2 separate regions of the Homo sapiens genome follow, and region 2 is linked to region 1. A link is a loop called in an ENCODE intact Hi-C map of the cell type or tissue named here. Cell type or tissue: HepG2. All regions are shown on one strand. Each heading gives the region's core, and the rest is flanking DNA. Links, peaks and the distances in the headings are about the cores only.

Region 1 (4,396 bases), core at 197-4,196:
CAAAGTAGAACTCTAAATGAACTGATAAATCCCACAGACATGTTGAGGGAAAGAAGCTAGATACAGGGTAAAACATAGCTGTATGATTCTACTTAGGTAGAGAACAAAAATTGGCAAAAGTAGGACGAACACTTCAATTCCATTTATATTAAAGAATCCAGAGTGGTAAGATTCATAAAGACAAAGTAAAATGGTGGTTGCCAGGAGCTAGAGGGAGAGAGGAATAGGGAGATATTGCTGAGTGGGTATTGAGTCTCAGTTATGTGAGATGAAAAGAGTTTTGGAGACGGATGCTGGTGGTGGTTGTACAACAATGGGATTGCACTTAGTACGCTACTGAACTGTACACTTAAAAATGGTTAAGATGGGCTGGGCGTGGTGGCTCCTGCCTGTAATCCCAGCACTCAGAGAGGCCAAGGCGGGTGGATCACTAGGTTGAGATGGAGACCATCCTGGCCAACATGGTGAAACCCCGTCTCTACTAAAAATACAAAAATTAGCTGGGCGTGGTGGTGCACGCCTGTAGTCCCAGCTACTTGGGAGACTGAGGCAGGAGAATCACTTGAACCCAGGAGGCGGAGGTCGCAGTGAGCCAAGATCATGCCATGGTACTCCAGCCTGGCAAGAGAGCAACTCCGCCTAAAAAAAAAAAAAGATTCTAAGTTTTAGATATATTTTACCACAATAAATGTTTTACAAATGGCAAAGCAAATGTTGTTAGATTAACATTACTGTTAGCTGACGGTAGGGTGTGGGGTGCAAGTATAAAAGGAGCTCTTAAGTGTGGGGGATGTTCTGACCCTTAATCTGGGCAGAGGCCTCAAGGGTGTGTTCAGTTTGTGAAAATTCATCAAACCGTATACTTACGTGCATGTCTGCATGTATTTATATTTCAATAAAAGTTATCCTGGAAGGAAAAAGCAATGGGAAGCTTTAAAGTGAATTAATTTGTAATAGGTTACACTATTGAGTGTCTGGTGCAAGGCATTCTTCTATGCTCTTACTATCAGGAAGGTGCTGTCTTATGAAAGAGGAAACCGAGGAACAGTGGTTTATTGAGGTAAAAAGTAGCCATCTACAGATTCCTAGTAGGAGAAATCTCAAATGCTTCTATATACATCTCTAGAGAAACATTACCTACTCAGTTTACAATTTTTCCATCTTTAAAATAGAAGAATTCTAATTCTTAAAACTAGGCCCTGGCATTAAATTGCATGTCTCTTGGCTGGAAGGAAAAAAAAGACATTCTCTAATTTGAACTGGAATAATGAATTTTCTCACTTATGTTAATTTAAAGGTAAACTGAGATCATAGGATGCGTGTTAACTCTGGATAGTTCAAACGCAACCATGATAGGCTTATTTTTATCTTGGAAGTAAATTTTTAAAAGAAAATTTAGGCTGGGTGCGGTAGCTCACGCCTGTAATCCCAGCACTTTGGGAGGCCGAGGAGGGCAGATCACGAGGTCAGGAGTTCGAGATCAGTCTGGCCAACATAGTGAAACCCCATCTCTACTAAAAATACAAAAAATTAGCTGGGCGTGGTGGTGTGAACCTGTAATCCCAGCTACTTGGGAGGCTGAGGCAGGAGAATCACTTGAACCCGGGAGGCGGAGGTCGCAGTGAGCCGAGATTGCGCCATTGCATTCCAGCCCGGGTGACAGAGTGAGACTCCATCTCAAAAAAAAAAAAAAAAATGAAAATTTATCATAGCTTTAAAACTTAAGGTGTGGGAATCAAACTAGCAATGCATTTGAAATTTTTCAGTGTCCCAAATCATATTTCACACAGTTTTGGAAAAAATACATTTTTAAAATGCACTAAACATACTCTTTCCCTTTTCTTTCTTTCTTTTTTTTTTTTTGAGAGAGTCTCACTCTGTTCCCCAGGCTGGAGTGCAGTGGTGTGATCTCGGCTCACTGCAACCTCTGCCTCCCGGGTTCAAGTGATTCTCCTGCCTCAGCTTCCTGAGTAGCTGGTATTACAAGCATGTGTCACCATGCCTGGCTAATTTTTGTATTTTTAGTAGAGATGCAGTTTTACCATGTTGGCTAGGTGATCCTCCTGCCTCAGCCTCCCAAAGTGCTGGGATTATAGGCATGAGACATTGTGCCTGGCCACTAAACGTACTATTTTCTATCAAAATATGACCTTTTCTTTTCTTCATCTCTATTTATTTTACTGAGTGAAGAAACATTCTGCTAAATCTTTCCTGATGGATCCCTGCTCCCCTGTGCCTTTCTTTTGTGCTGCTGTCTTTATTCCCACATTTGTGTCTCTCACGCATGTTATCCTTCCTTGTTTAGTCTTATTGAGCTTTGTGACAATACCTGCATCCACCTTCAACCTCCACCACATCTAGTTGTCTCTGGCTGGCTGGTCAGAACTCAGAGCAGCCGTGGGTGGATCTGCTGCAGTACAGAGAGGCCTGTGGCCATGGCTGGCTGCCCAGAGCCCTGTTCTCTGTCACACCTGATCAGATTTTTGAGATACCACCTCGCCCCAGGGACTGGTTCTGGTTAAAATAAGATGCTCGGGAACACTCTTTCATAGAGAGTGGTTGTCAACGAGGTTGTGCAAGAAGGAGAGTCATCCTGGAAAAGATAAAGGGAAACAACAGGAAATGGAGAAGAAATGTGGTAAGGGATTAGTTCTTATCACAGTTAAACTAGTGCATCTTGCCACTGTATCATCGAAAATATCTCCTGTGACCAGCACTTTACAGGACATCTGCTGGTAACTGCCACTTATTTCACAATCCTGAATTCAAGGGTGCCCATGAGAGAAGAATACAGTATCTGTTGAAATAGACTCCCACATGAAGCCCGTTGTGCTGTCCCCATAATTTTCACTCGAGTCCAAGGCATGCTGACATATTTTAAATGGGAGATCTGTGTGCAACCTCATTCACTGCAGACTGCAGACAAGTCATTCTCCTGCTATGTGGAAATCTCTCATTTCCCTTCCCTACTGTGTCTTTGGTCAACAGTTATAAACTCTCCCTCAGACAGCTGGTTGTGTATTAAAGTCTATTTATAACAGTCAATGGACAACTGATTGTTTATGGGGAGTCGTGGCAATTTTTGCTTAGGAAAGACAATTGGGGCATTTCTTCTGTAGCAGAGCGGGTTCAGCCGCTGGACTCCACAAACATTGCCTCACTTGTCTCCTTACATTCTGTGGACTGAGGTTACCCCAGGTGCTAATGGTGAATTCAAACCCAGCAGACTGCTGGCTGGGTCTTCAGTCAAGGGTCTTGGGGGTTAGACAATAGAAAAAAATGAAACAGTAATACCTTGTGAGGAACAAAAAAATGCAAAAGTACCCATATCTATGAGGAACAGTATACCATACTCAAAATTTTCAGTAGTTTATGAAACTGTAGATTTCCATCCCCCTAACCACAGTTCTGGATTATGGGGTTTTTTGTTTTGTTTTGTTTTTGAGACAGAGCCTTGCTCTGTTGCCCAGGCTGGAGTGCAGTGGTGCAAAGTTGGCTCACTGCAACCTCTGCCTCCCGGGTTCAAGGGACTCTCCTGCCTCAGCCTCCCAAGTAGCTGAGATTACAAGTGTGTGCCATCATGCCCAGCTAATTTTTATATTTTTAGTAGGATGGGGGTTTTGCCATGTTGGCCAGGCTGCTCTGGAACTCCTGACCTCACCTGATTCTCCTGCCTCGCCTCCCAAAGTGCTAGGACTACAGGCATGAACCACCGTGCCTGGATGCCCCCTAACCACAGTTCTAACTAAAATATGATCATATGACAACTTTTTAGCATTGAGAAAACTTCCTATTCTGGTGGGTCTTGAGGTGCTTTTTATTTTTCTTTGTAATTTCAAAACTTTTTTTTCAACTAGGACAAAAACAGACAAAACTCATTTAAATCTCATCATTAATCGATAGTGAAATAAAAATGCTAATGGGAAAAAATGTGGATTTCTAGAAAATGTCTTGCACAATATTTTTCTACTAGCTCTGACTTTAGTAAGATGGTTTTGAACTCTTCCTTAATTTTTGGAAAAATGGAATGGGTGATATTTAATTTTTAAGTGATGTATTAGGTTTGTTAATATAAAAAAGAATATAGAAAAAATTAAAATGGTTTATACCCTCCCTGACTAGGTAACACTTGTTATGTTAGTTACTTGCTTATGATTAATAAGCTTAACTGAGCACAACATAAAAACTAAACATAATCATTATTCATATTACTAACCCAGAAAAAAATTGTGTGCAGATAGATATATCTATATCCATGGAGGAGTTTTAAACAAGTATATTTAAATGATACAATGACTTGGTCTACCTCTTGGTTTGCTTATTCTGATTCCAATTTATTCCATTTTATCTGTAAATCTTAGCATATCACATTTGTCTTATTCTGTCTTCTCCAGAA
Region 2 (4,396 bases), core at 196-4,195, 69 kb before region 1:
TTGTGTCTGTTTCATTACTGCCATCTTCCTAGTATCTGCATACAGCCAATTCTTTACAAAATTTGATGAGTGAATGTTTTGTTATACCACAAGCTACAATTTAAACAAAGAGAACACAAACATTTCTAACTACAAATTTCCTATTTCAAAGGTATAGCTAGCTTTTCATTAGACTGGCTTCCTATTAACCATCAATTGACCCCCTCCAAGCCGCCATCTCCTTGAGAAATGACATTTCAGAAAAGCATGCTCACTACTTTAACCACAAATAAAACTTTTTCCTCTCTGTGCCATCTCTTCAGCTTGTAAAATTCCCCCCCTTTTTATCTTAAAACAAAAAACCACCAAACCCCAAAATGCTTCATCTTTGCAAACATTCTAGCTTCTATTTCTCTCCCATCTCCCTCCTTCTCCAGGTTTCTCCAGAGTAGCCTAAGATTCCGCACCTCTCCTTCATCCCTCAGTAAAGTACGTCCCACTCCCATCACTCCATTAACCCACGTCCTCTGTAGCCCTCAACCAGCAGCATCCCTACTGCGGACCACTGGCTCCTTGGAAAAAGTCCTCTTCCTACCTTCCTGTCTCCTCTTCCCTGCCTTCCTGTCTCCTCTTCCCTGCCTTCCTGTCAACTCTTCCCTGCCTCCTTGTCTCCTCTTCCCTGCCTTCCTGTCTCCTCTTCCCTGCCTTCCTGTCAACTCTTCCCTGCCTCCTTGTCTCCTCTTCCCTGCCTTCCTGTCTCCTCTTCCCTGCCTTCCTGTCTCCTAACCTGCAGTGGTCTCAGGCTCCTCCATAGGATCCTCTTCAGCTCTTTTCCAGGAAATACTGGCATTCTTCAGGGAGGAAGCTGAGCTAGTATTTCCCTGCTACCCTTTCTAAGGTATGGATGTGATCCTGGGCCTGCCCATCAAGGAATTAAGATTGCCAACAGAACTATCATTCACTTCTCAACCCTTAGCATCTGTGCCAGATTCTAAGCCATCCAAGGTTCAACGGAGCAAAGGTTCCATTGGAGAGAAACACTGGAGGCCATGAAACTTCAAGCCTGCAGGTGGAATTACCACTAATAAGTAATTAACTTGTATAAAATAAGATACTTAATTTTATATCTTATTACTTGTTAAGACTTATTATAATAATATCTAAAATTAAGTATCTTATTTTATACAAGTTATTCTCTTAAAAGCTGTATATAAGTAAAATATACACAACAAAATCATTTTCAGGAGCCTGACACCATCACCCTTATTCTGGCTGGGGTGTCAACTCACATTTTAATTTAAAAGGCTTTCTTAAAGCACAACAATATTTCTCTCATCTTTTTTCTTTCTTTGTTTTGAGATGGAGTCTTGCTCTGTTGCCCAGGCTGGAGTGCAGTGGCATCATCTCAGCTCACTGCAACATCCGCCTCTCGGGTTCAAGTGATTATCCTGCCTCAGCTTCCCGAGTAGCTGGGATTACAGGCACCTGCCACCATGCCCAGCTAATTTTTTGTACAGTACAGACGGGGTTTTACCATGTTGGCCAGGCTGGTCTCGAACTCCTGACCTCATGATCCACCCAAAAGCAAATTAACAGGCAGTATTCAACAAGCTGTCCTCATATCCAGGCATACACATAGAATCCTGTCACATCCAGGTAGAACCTACAACTACTCTTCAGTTTCCTCCAAGAGTTTCTTATGAAATTAGCTACAAGTAATCAATAACTAGCTAGAGAACACAAGAATTAAACTCTCTTTTTATCTCCCCTGGCTCCAGCATTTACCTAGGGCTCACTCAGTTCCTAGCACAGTACATACACATAGGAAAGTATGTCAATAAACAAGTGCTGAGCTAAAGTGACAGTGTTTAAGTTTCCAACCATAAGCAGTTCACATAAAAGACTTATGGGCCAGCAAACTACTACTGAAGAAAAAATAATGGCATGTCAGAGACACAGTTAAGGATAAAGATATTTATCTTGCCTTGAAGGAGATTTCAGTTTTACCTGAGTGACCTTTCTATAAACTAAAAGATAATCTCCTTTGTTGGGAAGGCATAGGGGTCAGGAAGATTACTGAATTCTCTCAGTCACTAAGCTCTTATAATTATCAAAGAAGGTGCCTGCTGAACACAAAATAAAGGCCCCACATGTGACAGGCAGGCATTCGTTAACTTATTTCACTAGTAAAGAACAACCACCAGTAACAGAATAAATGAACAGAAGTCCATCTAGGCATAACTTAATACTAGATGCTGGCCTTAGATATCATCTTTACTCAAATTAAAGGGCATTACCAACCAAGAATAATTAATTCTTTTAATTAAAACACATTAATTAAAAGAATGCTGAAGTGTGAAATAAGCCTAAATTTAAAATAACTGGAAATGAAAACCAGCTTTCCCCGCCCCCGCCAAGGCTCATTTGTAAACAGCTTTAACAAGTGTGTCTTGTTGTAAAGACACACGTTTCAGAATGCCTAAGGTACTGCAGGAAGCTCCCTGGGAGCATGCAGAGAGATACTCAGGTGTGAGCTGAGGCACTGTGGGGGAGGGAGTGTGTGCATAGACAGCAGGAGGTCATGAGTGTTCACTCTCCCCTTACTACTGTGCAAGGCTGCGTAGGCACCAAATGAGAAGCATGTCAGACAGTCTGGGCAGGCACTCTGTGAAGTACTCCAAAAGTGTTAACAATTACTGCTTTTAATGTATGTGCACACCAAGCATATCTCCAATTTTGCTGGCAAAAAAATGTATGTATTAACAAAGTTCAACCATATTTTTCCCTGAAGCCGCGTCTCTTCCCTGGCCTTGTAAAAACACTGAAATTTAAATGTATTTGTGTTTATAACTTGCTTTATTTTAGAAGAACTTCATATAAAAACAAAAAAATCATGGCAGAGCATGGTGGCTCACGCCTGTAATCCCAGCACTTTGGGAGGCTGAGGCAGGCGGATCACAAGGTCAGGAGATCAAGACCATCCTAGCCAACATGGTGAAACCCCATCTCTACTAAAAACACAAAAATTATCTGGGTGCGGTGATGCATGCCTGTAATCCCAGCTACTAGGGAGGCTGAGGCAGGAGAATCACTTGAACCCAGGAGGTGGAGGTTTCAGTGAGCTGAGATAGCCCCACTGCACTCCAGCCTGGTGACAGAGCGAGACTCCGTCTCAAAACAAAAACAAAACAAAACAAAAACTTAAAATGCTTCACTAATGTTTTCTGTATTTTTGGAAGACCTAAATAGATAATTTAATTTAAAAAGTCATCACTACATATGATTTTGACTTCATAATACACTATGTGAAGAATGAATAAAAGCTAAGACAAAGAAATGAATAATTTTTCCAAGATAATAAAATTTGTGCTCTGATTAAACAAACTTACCTCTTGATTTAAAAAAAATATGCAAAGATAATCATAAAGGTTAAGAACGCAGGCTTGAAGTCAAACTGCTAAGGTTCAGTTTCAGGCTTTGCCACCCACTAGCTGTGCTACCACCTTGCCAGGATACCTCACCTCTCACAGTCTCTGATTTCTCATATGTAAAATGGGAATCAAAATTCACAAGGATGATGTAAGACTTAAATGAGACAATTTATATAAGGCATCCAGTGTACCAAGCACAGAGGAAGTTAACTATTATTGCCATTTCAGATAAGTACAGTAGGAGAGTGACAGTGAACTAGGATGATTGAGGCTGGATCCCAGACCCAGCACTGTACTGAAGTAGGAAATCTCTCAACAATGGCTGAACCCCCTTTGCTTGCCACTTTTACTGCTTAGAGTCAGGAGGTTGTCCTTCCGAATTCTAAAATGCTATGACCATAAATCCTAGTATTTTATTTTTACCCTTCTGAAAGGGTAGGTTTTTATATTCATCATCTCATTTGCTCTTCCCAAATTCTCTAAGTATGAAGGGTATCATTATTTCTAATTCATAGATGAGGTCAAACTCAAAAGAGGTTAAATAAAGTAACTTTACTCAAAATCCTGCCAAAGTGTTAGGACAGTAATGGGGAACGGTCTCACAAGCCTGAGCCAGTGCTAACACTTCATCTACCACAATAAGCAGTCAGACAGCAGGTTAAATATCTTTCCACTAAAGACACCTGGCAATTCCCTCTCCAACAGCTAAAAGGGGAAAGAGGAAATCAAATATGCCCACAAGGAATGTCTAGACTCTTGAATTTCAACTGCAATTCAATTAGGTTTTTTACTTTAACAGACACAGTAAACTGTTTAGTATCAGAGTAATTTAGGTTTTCAAAGTATTATCTATAAAAATCTCACTTTCACATAAAGTAGGTCTCCTTAACTCTTGTGAGGTCAAAAAAGAATTCTCATGGAATTCATTTAATTTTTGCATTAGTCCTACATAAGCAATCATAAGTACCTTGAAATACATGAGAATA

What was found. A loop is a pair of places that touch in the nucleus more often than their neighbours do. Peaks named below come from ENCODE experiments on the same cell type or tissue, not always from the same donor. Only the 100,000 strongest peaks of a DNase experiment are listed, where the experiment ranks them.
Region 2: it touches region 1 in a loop (12-fold over the local background); 1 of 110 quality-filtered maps calls a loop at or near these places.

The regions. Positions count from the first base shown.
Region 1 is chr5:56,762,367-56,766,762 of GRCh38, reverse strand. It overlaps LOC105378979 (growth/differentiation factor 3), which reads left to right. Exons shown (of 3, transcript NR_172721.1): 3 at 1-368. Among named protein-coding and RNA genes, the nearest start is that of MAP3K1, 51 kb to the left of the region's middle. In HepG2, for the core only: no CTCF peak of the experiment used is centred there; no DNase peak of the experiment used is centred there.
Region 2 is chr5:56,831,648-56,836,043 of GRCh38, reverse strand. The region is part of intron 1 of MAP3K1 (mitogen-activated protein kinase kinase kinase 1); the gene reads right to left. Among named protein-coding and RNA genes, the nearest start is that of MAP3K1, 18 kb to the right of the region's middle. In HepG2, for the core only: no CTCF peak of the experiment used is centred there; a DNase peak (open chromatin) is centred at 1,783.